Regions from separate parts of the Homo sapiens genome. Here region 2 is linked to region 1. A link is a contact called in ENCODE Hi-C data. All regions are on one chromosome and are shown on one strand. Each heading gives the region's core, a stretch centred on a gene start or an enhancer-like site at or near the end of the contact. The rest is flanking DNA. Distances are from core to core; before and after follow the strand shown. Region 1 has its middle 25 kb from the start of RCAN1. Region 2 overlaps RUNX1 (RUNX family transcription factor 1).

What was found. Hi-C counts contacts between places; a loop is a spot of excess contacts on that map. Pooled maps may share reads with other maps.
Region 2: a map with no recorded cell type shows a loop between it and region 1 (2.6-fold over the local background). The contact joins two enhancer-like sites. A Hi-C loop is called at or near these places in 4 of 37 single-sample maps with no recorded cell type and 3 of 50 pooled maps.

The regions. Positions count from the first base shown.
Region 1 is chr21:34,637,371-34,642,907 of GRCh38, forward strand. No RefSeq gene overlaps it. Among named protein-coding and RNA genes, the nearest start is that of RCAN1, 25 kb to the left of the region's middle. RefSeq lists enhancers at 2,889-3,088, 3,119-3,228, 4,957-5,006, 5,017-5,066, 5,327-5,446. Within about 2 kb of position 2,986, at least 2 of the 41 ENCODE cell types and tissues checked have a DNase peak (open chromatin) inside an H3K27ac peak, as active enhancers do.
Region 2 is chr21:34,880,686-34,886,222 of GRCh38, forward strand. It overlaps RUNX1 (RUNX family transcription factor 1), which reads right to left. Exons shown (of 9, transcript NM_001754.5): 5 at 1-28. RUNX1-AS1 (RUNX1 antisense RNA 1) reads left to right here. Exons shown (of 2, transcript NR_186614.1): 2 at 2,798-4,367. Among named protein-coding and RNA genes, the nearest start is that of RUNX1-AS1, 47 kb to the left of the region's middle. RefSeq lists a silencer at 2,238-2,287 and an enhancer at 5,169-5,537. Within about 2 kb of position 1,251, at least 8 of the 41 ENCODE cell types and tissues checked have a DNase peak (open chromatin) inside an H3K27ac peak, as active enhancers do.

The DNA of each region.
Region 1 (5,537 bases), core at 1,736-4,235:
TAGTCACATTGGAGGTTAGGGCTTCAGCATATGAATTTGAGAAAGGGGACACAACTCAGCCCATAGCATAGACTGTAAGCTCCCTGAGGGCACGGACTGTGCGGCATTCATCATTGAACTCCCGGTGCAATAATTGGCAATAAACATTTGCCGAGTAAATGAATGAATAAACTGATGAGGATGTCAGAGTCTTGCTGCACTCTTCACAACACCCCTCTGAGGTGAGTGAGACCTCATCCATTCACTGCAACCTTCTTCTGCTTTTTCCTCTCTACAGAGCTGAAGAGACAGAAACTATTTCCCAGCCTGCCTTGCAAACAGGGCTCCACATATGATTTGGAAGCTGCTGATTAGGTGCAGCCATGAGAGAGCTGACTTTGGAACTGAATTAAGTGCGAAGGGAGTGGCAGTAAGGGTCATATATATTTTTGTTGGTGCAGATCTAGTCGGTGTGGAGGGGCCATGGGGGTAAACATTGTCATGGTAGCCCCTGATCTCCATCACAGTTGAGGTGTTACATCACTGGAAGCAAAGGTTGATTCAGAGGTCCTGGGGCTGTGCCACTTCCTGATTCTAGAGTTTTGTGCTTGAGTTAAAAGAGGTGGCTTCCCTGGTGGGTTAGTCCTGCAGTATTGTTTTATGAGTCTTTCCTGCAGGCCTCTTCTCTAGCCTGCTTCTTTGACCCATGTGAAGGTTTTGTGAGCACACTACTCCTATATGAAATCCATTTCTGCTTAAAATAGTTAGAGTGGTTCCTGTGACTGCAAGGGAACCTTGCCTGAAACAGATGGAACTATCAAGCCCATCATACAGATGCATACCTGAAAAAATGAATGGCTACTCAAGGTCATAGAGGTTGTGATGTCTCAGCTGGTGTTTGAACCCAGGTATGACCTCAGTGAAGATGAGGAAGGTTGGTCCACAAAAATGGCATTGTATCTGGACCAAAGTTGAGAACAGGATAAACTGGTAAAGGGAAGACAGAACAGTGTGGGGATGGGAACACTAAGAGAGTAGATGGGCTGGGTTCAGTGACTCACGCCTGTAATTCCAGCCCTTTGGGAGGCCAGAGGATCACTTCAGCCCAGGAGTTTGCGACTAGCCTGGGCAACATAGTGAAACCCCCTTTTTATTTAAAAAAATAAAAAGGAGGAGAGAGGTGGAGCAAGATGGCAGAATAGAAGGCTCCACCCATCATCCACCCAGCAAGGCACCAATTTAACAACTATCTCCACACACATAAAAAAACACCTTTGTTAGAGCCCAGAATCAGGTGAGCACTCACAGTACCTGGTTTAAAAAACAAAAAAATTAGCTGGGTGTGGTGGTGCGCACTTGTGGTCTCAGCTGCTTGGGAGGCTGACATGGGAGGATCCCTTGAGCCCAGGAGTTTGAGGTTAGAGTGAGCTGTGGTCGTGCCTTTGCATTCCAGCCTGGGCAACAACGAGAGACCCTGTTTCAAAACCAAAAGGGAGAATGGATTACCACAGGGGCTCGACATGATCAAGTCAGTTTAGTAGGAACGACATGTGAGGCATGGCCCGGTCACAGGCATGAAGGTTCAGAATATAGCCTGGAGTACACATGTATCCCTCTGGGCCAGGCAGAGGCTTCACATCTTGGTGAAAGGCCTGGTCGCACTTTCTCTGGGTTTCAGATGGACTGTTAATGCAAAGTTGTTTTTGTGTTTTTGCAAATCCCAGGAGCTGGTGGATGGGGATGGTGTGACCCTGTTGGAACCTGCTGGCTGGCAGCCCTCCTTCAGAGAGACACCGTTTGGAAATTACCAGAGGCCTAGAGCACCAACCCCTCCCCAGACCTTGGAAGAATTCACCATGATCCCCTGGTAGGTTCAAGTCCACAGAGGATGGATTCTGAAGGGGAACATGCAAACCCATCAGCACCAACCCAGAGCTGTTGTAATAAGTCATCACTCCTGGGGCAGGGAGACTTGACTCTTCCCCTGATGATTAGGAGTTTTGTTGTCTTTTGATGTTCCCAGGCCAGATGCCACAGTTAAATTAGCAAAAGAACTCAAATAACCCTGAATAGAAGAAAGAGGAGACTCTCGTTATGATGCACCAATGATTGGTAAAGGTGACTTCCCACAGTGCTGTTTTGTTACAGGGCAATTTGCCAGGGTTGTTGAGGCCACCATGTTACTCCCAGCACTACAGTGAGATATATATATGTACTTACTGGAAGATCTGCAATAGTGTAAGATGTACTATTGCCTCTTTGAGCTTTTGGACAGATGTGTGGCTTTAAGAACTGTTGTGCACCCTGCGCCAGACAGCCAACTCATCGGAGACCCCGAGGAAACAGTCAGTCAATTGGTAAAGGTGACCATACATATCCTTATTCCCATGGGAATTCAGGTGCTTGGTTTATCAGAGTAGATTGTCACTAAAAATGTCCAAACTCTCTGATCATCTTTTTTTTTCACCCTCACCACCCCCATGTTGATTTCAGACTTCTAGTCTCTGGAACTGCAAGATAATAAATTTCTGTTTTTTAAAAAAATTGTGGCAAAATATATATAATATTTATCATTTTAACCATTTGTAAGCATCCAATCCGGTGGCATTAAATACATTCCCAGTGTTGTGTAACCATCATCACTATCTGTACCTAAAATATTTTCCCCCATTGTTAACTCTGTACTCATTAAACAACAGCTCTGCCTCTCCACCCCGCCAACCCCTGCCCCTAGTAACTTCTATTCTACTTTCTATCTCTATGAATTTGACTATTCTAGGTCCCTCATATAAGTGCAGTTACAAGACATTTGTCTTTCTGTGCCTGGCTTATTTCACTTAGCACAATATTTTCAAAGCTCATCCATGCTGCAGCATGTATCAGAATTTCATTCCTCTTGATGGCTAAACAATGTTCCATCGCATGTGCATACTACATTTTGTTATCCATTTAACTGTTAATGGACACTGGGGTTGTTTTTACCTTTTGGCTATCGTGAATAATGTTGTCACAGACGTTGGTGTGAAAATACTGGTTTGAGTTTCACTTTCAGTTCTTTTGGATATATACTCAGAATTAGAGTTGCTGAGTCATAGGATAATTCTATGTTTAATTTTTTGACGAACCACCAAACTTTTCTACAGCAGTTGCACTGTTTAATATTCTATTTTATTTTTCTTTTCTTAAGCAAAAAAGGGAATATGTTGGGCTCATGTAACAGAAAAGTTTGGGGTGGAACCAATATAGCTTGCTTCAGGAGTCTCTTAATCTCTCTGATCTCTCTCCATCTCGTCCCTGCCCCCTCCCACTGCATGCCTTTCTCAGGCTCCACGTGGTGACGAGATGGTTGCAGCAGCTCACACAACCTGTTCTATTCAAGTTCATGTCCATTGACTCTGTGAGATCATTGGAGAAACTTTAGGGTTCTGGCTTACTAGAAGGGTGACTAGATTCTGGATGGCAAAGAGGACAGTTGTCCCCTACACCTTTCCCACTCCTTTAAATTTCCCCCACCTCAGGACAGCTTCAGCCTCTCCAGCCCAGCTCCATGTCCATAAACCTTCTGGTGTTCAGGAACTCAACTTCTCCATCACTTTTAATTCTTCCTTCTTGCTTGAACTGCACATCCAATCAGTTCCACTGCCCTGCCAATTCTTGCTTTGAAAATAGTTTTTCCTCTGAGTCACTTCCATGGAAAGCATTCATGATTCAGGTCCGCGTAAAGTGGTTACTACAAGTGCCTCAGATGCTGGCAGTGATAATGCATCCTGGGAGGTCTACACTGGTAAAATCGTCACCTAACAGGGGGACGGGCTGTCTGTAGAAGTCTCTAAGATGGGTTGGTCCCTTTGAGGCTGGAAATTAAAAAAAAATAAAATTTAAAAAAAAGTTTTCCTGTATTAGGCTGACTTGTCCCAGAGGCAGCAACAGGCACAGCCCAGACCCAGGAAAGGTCCTAATAATGTTATCTAATGTGCTCTGAAGACTCTCCCAGCACTCCCTCAACATAGAAAAAAAAATTTCCTTTGTTTTATGAAATGAGTTTGTAGGTTCCTCTTCTCTGTAACTAGTGACTTCAAGTATTCTGTTTTCTCTAAGAAGTACAACAAAGGTCATAAGAAGCTTGAGTAGGCCCAAACTACAGCTGCCTGGGCACCATAGTAAAGGTTATAGGATAAGCCCATGCCCAGGCAAAACTAGATAACGGACATCTGGGTTGCTTGGCAACGGTCATGTGCAATCCTGTCTTTGTCCTGCCTCAGTATCCCTGCTTTCATGCCACTGTAAGCTTACTTCAAGCTAGCCCACCCCCTTTTGTAAAGTGTGTATAAAAGTCAGGTGCTGTCTTTGTTCTGGGCCCAGTCTTTTGGACGTTGAGTCAGCTGGGCCCGAGTACACTCAGTAAAAACTCTCCTGTTTCAACCTGAGGTCTCTCTCGTCCTCCTGAATCCTGCACCACCTTCTCCAGATTAATGTAAGCTTGGTCTTAGGAAGTCTCAGTGGACCTACTGAACTTAGGAGAAACCTGTGGCTTAGGCAATATTTAGAACAGCTGAAGAAAGATCAAGGGAACAGCATGGAGTCTAGAATTTTTTTAAAAAGGGAGAAGGTCAGAAAGTGTTGGACACAGCATCTCAGCACCCAGGGCCATTGAGGCTGGCACTGTGTTTTCTGACTTCTCTCATAATCGATGATAAATGCCTCTTTGTACCCCTAGTCCATGTTTTCCAAGAAACCTACTGATTATGAATTGACTTCCCAGATACCTGGATGGCAGAAAAGCAGTGCCTTGGGTGGTAGCCTAGAGTGCCCCGGGATCTGTTACAAAAGTCCATTGCTCAGATCATTAGTAGAGAGGAAAAGGCACCTTGAAGGGCTTGAGAGCAGGTGCAGGGCTCACAGTAAAGCATGGTCCCCACCCACAAGGCAAAGCTTCAGGATGTGAACCCAGACTCATCAGTCACCCACCTGCTGCCTAGTCATGTGTGATGCCTTTGGGGCAGGCTTCCTTCCCTTAATGTGCAGATTCAAGTCCCCACCTGCCTTTGGTCATGTTGTGATTCCTCACAATGTCCAAAGGTCTCAAATCTTTGGCTTGAATGGGCTCACTTCAAAGACCTACAGAGCTGAGCTTGGTATTGAAGCCACAGAATCAAAAGTTTTTGTATCTCAGTTGCAAGACCTGTGAGGCAGAGGTGGTCACTAGAGCCACAGCACGCTAGTGGAACACCAGCCCTGGGACTTTCTCTGTTCTCGCTCACTCCCTCACTTTTCACTTTCTTTAGCCATGGCTGGCTGACAGTGCGTGCAACTTCCAGTCCCTAGGGAACCAAGAAGGAGTGCTCAAACCTACAGCCTCCTGGGTTGGTTCCCAGCTAGGAGAGAGCACCAGCGGCAAGTCCTGCCTGGCTCTGGGTGCTGGGTGCCACCATCACATGTGCCATGGGTGATGGGTGTGGTTGGCTGTGAATGGAAATGCACGTGGTGGAATGATCCCAGGACTCAGCCCTATAGCAGAGACCAGTCTGCACACTTCCTGCCCATGGTGTGGCTGAATG
Region 2 (5,537 bases), core at 1-2,500, 240 kb after region 1:
CATCTGGAACATCCCCTAGGGCCACCACCTAAACACCAGTCAAAGGACAAATGCAGACATCAGGGATGTTATACATACACTTTTAGGGCATTTGTGTAGTGATTATTCTAAAATTAAATGTATATTCAATGATTTCTTTTTAGGTTGCAGAGGAATAGCAATGATAACTTAAGCAAAACAACAGAAAAGTTATAAAGAGAAGACACTTTTTTATTATATTTTAGGTTGGTGCAAAAGTAATTGCAGTGTTTGCAATTTTTAACTCCAAAAACTGCAGTTACATTTGCACCAACCTAATACATTATGTATAACTATATGTAAATTTTCAAATAGTGACACATATACTAAATTTACCTCATAAAGCCATAGTAGGTCACATAGCACAGTTGGAACAAGACTAACCATAGCAAGATATCAAGGATTTTGAGTAGCTATGCCGTCTCCTGAATACAAGCATCTCTTCTTAATTTCTCCCGTTTGAGAAACAGAACATCCTGTGTTTGTAAGTTTATAATCCAACCCATCTTTTACTTGCTCAGACCTCCACTAACAGGCTGAACAAGGTGCAGACTTTACTTTTAGAAAATAAAACAAAACAAAAAAACACAAAAAAACCCAATTTCTGCTAAAAGTAGATTTCATCTTGCTGACGATTCTTAAGTAACTTAAACTGTCCCTCTACAGTTCATCTTTGATACCTCCTACTCATCGCTATTATCTTGAGTTTTACTAGCAATGAATTCTAGCACACAAGAAAAAAAAATCAGAAATGCACCCTTCGTTTACTAATTACAAAATCAACAGACCTCAGAAAGACGGGACATTCACTTCTATGCACTCCCCTCAATTCAGGGGTGGAATTGGGTTGCATTTTTGTATCTGTGAGTCTCAGCGTGTGTAAACTCATGTCCTCACAGATGCCTGAGGTTTTCTGCTAGCCCAGCTGATCTTGACCAGGAATTTATTTAATGTAACTGAGTAAGTATGAAGTCTTATCAGGGCTATTGGAGAAAACTGGTAGATAAATGTTTTTATACTCAGGTAATTAAGAAAATGAATTCCAAAGTAAAATACTCTGAAAAGCATGACCTAAAGATACTTTGTACAATAGCATCAATTTCTTGGCTATCATTTAGGCCTTCTAGAAACTATTTTCTTGGTCTAGACATTTACTATTGGCTGTATTTCCTTTGTTTCTATTTTTCAAAGCAGTCATACAACTTCAAATCGAAATGCCCCAAGCTGTATTTATTCTGATCATTTCTGACATTCTTTACGGTAAAGTCAGTAGTGACATTTATATTACTCATTCCAATTACATCATCATTTTTGGTTGCTGTTTTTGAATTGGTAACAGTAAAGCATTCCTTAATCTAGTGTTATCACTCCTTCCTCTGCCTCCTACTTCCCAATTTTTACCTTAATAACTGCTACATAATTTTTTGTAGTATATATTTTCAGGCCTCTTTTTCTATATGTAAAAAAGGCTGCCATAGACTCACTTGTATGATATCGAAGTCATGTTTCTCAAGATTCCCATTTTCATGATCTGCTTAGCCATCACCCTTTCCCTGTGGCCTCCAGATGACTATCTATTGTTTTTATTCATTAGAACTGCTTCAGTCCTTGTGGCACAGAACACGAACTAACTCACTATGAGAGATGAACATACTTCCAACCCCAAGACTACACCAGGATAATCTAGTCTCATAGAAGCAGGGAGGCATTTTCCTCTATTTTATCCAACTTGCACTGCCAAACAAGGTCTGGGCCTTTTCTCTCTTTTTAATCCTTTCATTCCAATTGTTGGACATGTTTTCCATATAGGAGATTTTAAAACTCTGCTATTTATTCCCCAAGCACCCTCTAATTAGCTATTTAGTTCCCATTATAAGTGTGTTTGTTGCCATTTAATTAAGAGCAGTGATACGACAATTCCCTTTTTGTTTTAAAAAGATATCACGGAAATAAATCTCCCTGATCAGTTATTTGGTTATTGCTACTGTTTTTTTTTTTTTTCTATTCCCGAAAAATGGGCTTGCTTTATTTTGCTCTTTTTAGTCTCTCACAACAAATTTTCCCCTTTTTTTCATGATTTTCACTTCCCGTTGTAAAGTTAGCTCACAGTGTTGAAATGCCCTCTTTGAACACATATTTTTACTTCCTCATCCTCCTCTCCCTGTGGTAACCCAGGCTTCTCTATTGTAACTCAACATTCAGCAGGTATACAGAGACTGCCTCCACTACGTGGGTTTCAAACTGAATAACTCATTGTTGGGTCTGGATCTGTAAAAAGGTGAAAATAAATAAATCTTCTTTTATAACTACAGGAATGTATTCTGAATTATCTGCCTCCTACTGCTGTTCCCCTCACAGTGCTCCAAGCCTGTGCCTCTCTCATCTTTCCAATACTATCCTCATTGGTAATTTGGCAAATTCAGGAGACCTTCGCCAAGTCGAAACAAACATAGAATAAAATTATCATGGAGGCTAAATAAGAAAAGGCTGTTGATGTTGGAACTTAAGAAGAAAAAAATTAGAAGTTTAACTCCCACTCCTCTTTTTTTTTAAATGCAGCAGAATCAACCATATTTGGGCACCTACATATCATTCACTTGGCCTTGTATTGATCTCTGAGGGTTTTTTTTTGGTGGAGGCGGGTGGGTAAAGGGGAACTAGTAAATCCAGGGCAATTCATTAATACTGTATATCGTCCAATTGTTAACAAGCATACTTAAGCCAGGTTTAAAAAGTTTCTTTTTAATTCAAAACTAACATGCGTGCTAATTTGATACAGGTTTTGTCACTGATGGGCAATATGGAGAGAATGTAAAAATATCTAACTTCAAACAGAAAAAAGAAACAACTGGAATGAAAAGCTATAAACAATAGGTAAGGAAACACAAACATTTACATTTTAACACAGACCAAACAGGCAAGAAGGGACTTGCTGGCCAAAGATATCTCATATTTTGTTTTACTTCTCTGTTTTTAAAGTATCAGGAAGTTGGGCCAAATATCAACTCTCTTCTATATTACATGGACCTCCCAATACTGTTCTTGGCTAGCCTGTTCACGGTCCAAACTGGCATTTTAAACCAATTCTAATTAGGTTGAAATTACAGTTACAATTCATTTACTTCAAATCCGTTAACCTTCCAGTGTTGCAAAGAAGGCTGTGGAGTGGAACACAGAATTCAGCTGAGATGATATTTAAGGCATAGCTAGGGACTGTGATCTTGCCGACAAAAATATTACTTATTTCCTTTTTATGAAAAGAATATTACCATCAGAATCCAAGACCTCCGAACTTCCCTGCTGAAGGCACGTTTACGTCTTTGGACTCTGGTGTACCAGGGCCTGAACAAGCTATAACACCATGGTATTACCAAATACATCCTAAGTCATCAAAACAGCTTTTTAGGCTAATTCTGTAAGTACAGCAAAACACACAGCAAACTTAAGGTTTTCTTAGTAGTAAAAAACATGTATCTCTCATACTGTAAAAAATAAAGGTGTTCCATGGGAGGGAAGGAGTAGGGGGAGAACAGGTTGGGGCTCAAAATAAGCAAGTAGGGTTATTGTAATCTATTTTAAAGAAAATTCATAATTTTAAATCTCTCTTTAGTTCAGAAGATTGACGTAGAGGATTTACCTACAGAACTTCAGGAGATTCCTAAGAAGGCCTTCAGTGATCTTTTCATCAATATCATCAGGCCTTATCATTGTTTCACATTTGCTTCTCTTTACCATAGGGAATATAATAATTATTTACTGGTTAACTTCCTAGGGAGATTGCCTGCGGCTTATTTAAGATCCAAATTTTAAAGTAATAATTTCTGTTGAAGCTGCTTGTGAGGTGGTTGGGTGGGCAGATAGAGTGAAGCCAGGGACACACACTAAATGAGCCCGGGATGTAGGCAGGTTTTGATGTTTTGCTTGCTTTTATCCCTAACATTTTATCCCTTCACGTTTACTGTCTCACTGAACATTTTGTCTACTCTTCTAGTTATGCAGTGAGCAGGTCTCCTCCAGGAAGAAGCCTCTTTTTATGAGGATTGGGGTGGTGACAGACAATAATCAAATGGTCTGATTTCTCTGCTATCCTTTCCTTTCCCCTAAATGTTCTCAGGGGATCTGCTTGAACTTTTTTCAAGAGCTCTGTATTTGGATTTTTAGTAGCCTATAGATTATCACTCAATAAAACAAATTAATTGTTTTTAAGTGAATTGCCAAAAGTCATTTTAAAAAGGAAACTCTATGGTTATTATGGTTTCTGCTAGAAAGAATTCTGACAGCTCATAAAAGCAATATGTATAATTTTTCATTTTTTAGAAGAAAATAAATACTTTCATGTAATGGCTTGAGACTCTGAATTGCTCCAATTCCTGAAGATTATTTATTAATCATTTAGTCTTTTAATATATTTGAGTGTGGGTTCCCTGGCAGAGGAGGGAGTTCAGAAGAGACCCTGATTTCCCCCCCAAAAGGAAGCCACAAATCTCTTAGAGCCCTAGTGCATTGGGGCAGCCAGGTTTTAATGGCCTTTGGTGGTTATCAGCCCGTCTTGCCTCTGCTCTTTATCTGATAGTGACCCCATGGCCCAACCCTGTTGGGTCCCCTCTCAATGCGGGTGCCCTAAAGAGTCATCGCTGAGTCCATTTAGGCAAAGGGTTAGAATGATTTAAAAGTAAAATGGTCTCCCAAACCCAAATCTAAGTAAACGGAGGGAGGGAAAAAAGAGTCAAGCAAGCCACCACGTTCCTTCGTTCCTTCTCCTCATTTCCACCCCCACTAAAAAACAAAACAAACAAAAAAAACTGCTTTTAGAAAAGTGAGTGGAAAAAGAGGCCAATCTATAGACACAGCCAACTGCAAATTTCGTTTTGTTTTAGAAATCACAATCTAAGTGTGGAAACTGTATAAAGCTTAAAAATAACCGCAACAATACTTTTTTAAAAAGTGAATATTCGTCGTTGTAATAAGATCAAGACCCAGCTGAGGCTTGGAACTATAAAAAGCTTATATTAAATTAATCTCCCTTTAAAGGGGACAATTATTTAAACTTTTTTTTTAGTAGCTTATCTTTACACTTGGAACCACCTGCCTTGATTCGCCCTTTAAACGAACAGGAAATGACCCGCACTGATTTTACTTAGTCGCATCTTTTCAAACCCACCAAAGACAAAACAGAATCTCCACTGCAGAAATTAAATTCCTACTGCTTGCTGCTAGTGTAGTAGGGTGATTGTTTAGAAACGCCTGGGGTTGTTTTCATACCCCTGTTGAAGGTCAAGGTTTTTAAAGGCAGCTCAAAGCTTTGGGGATGATCAGGGGTGAAAAGTGAAGGGAGATCTTTGGAGCCGCCGCGCTGAAGTCTCCGGCTACGCGCCGCCCCCTCCTCTAGCAGGAAAGCGGGCCGCTGGGACCCCTGGCTCTCCGAAAACAGCCTCGTCACCTTTCGCTACCCCTGGCTTAATCTAGGTGAGCTGATGATAGCATTCAGAACGGTTCCGGGAAAAGAAACAGGATTCGAT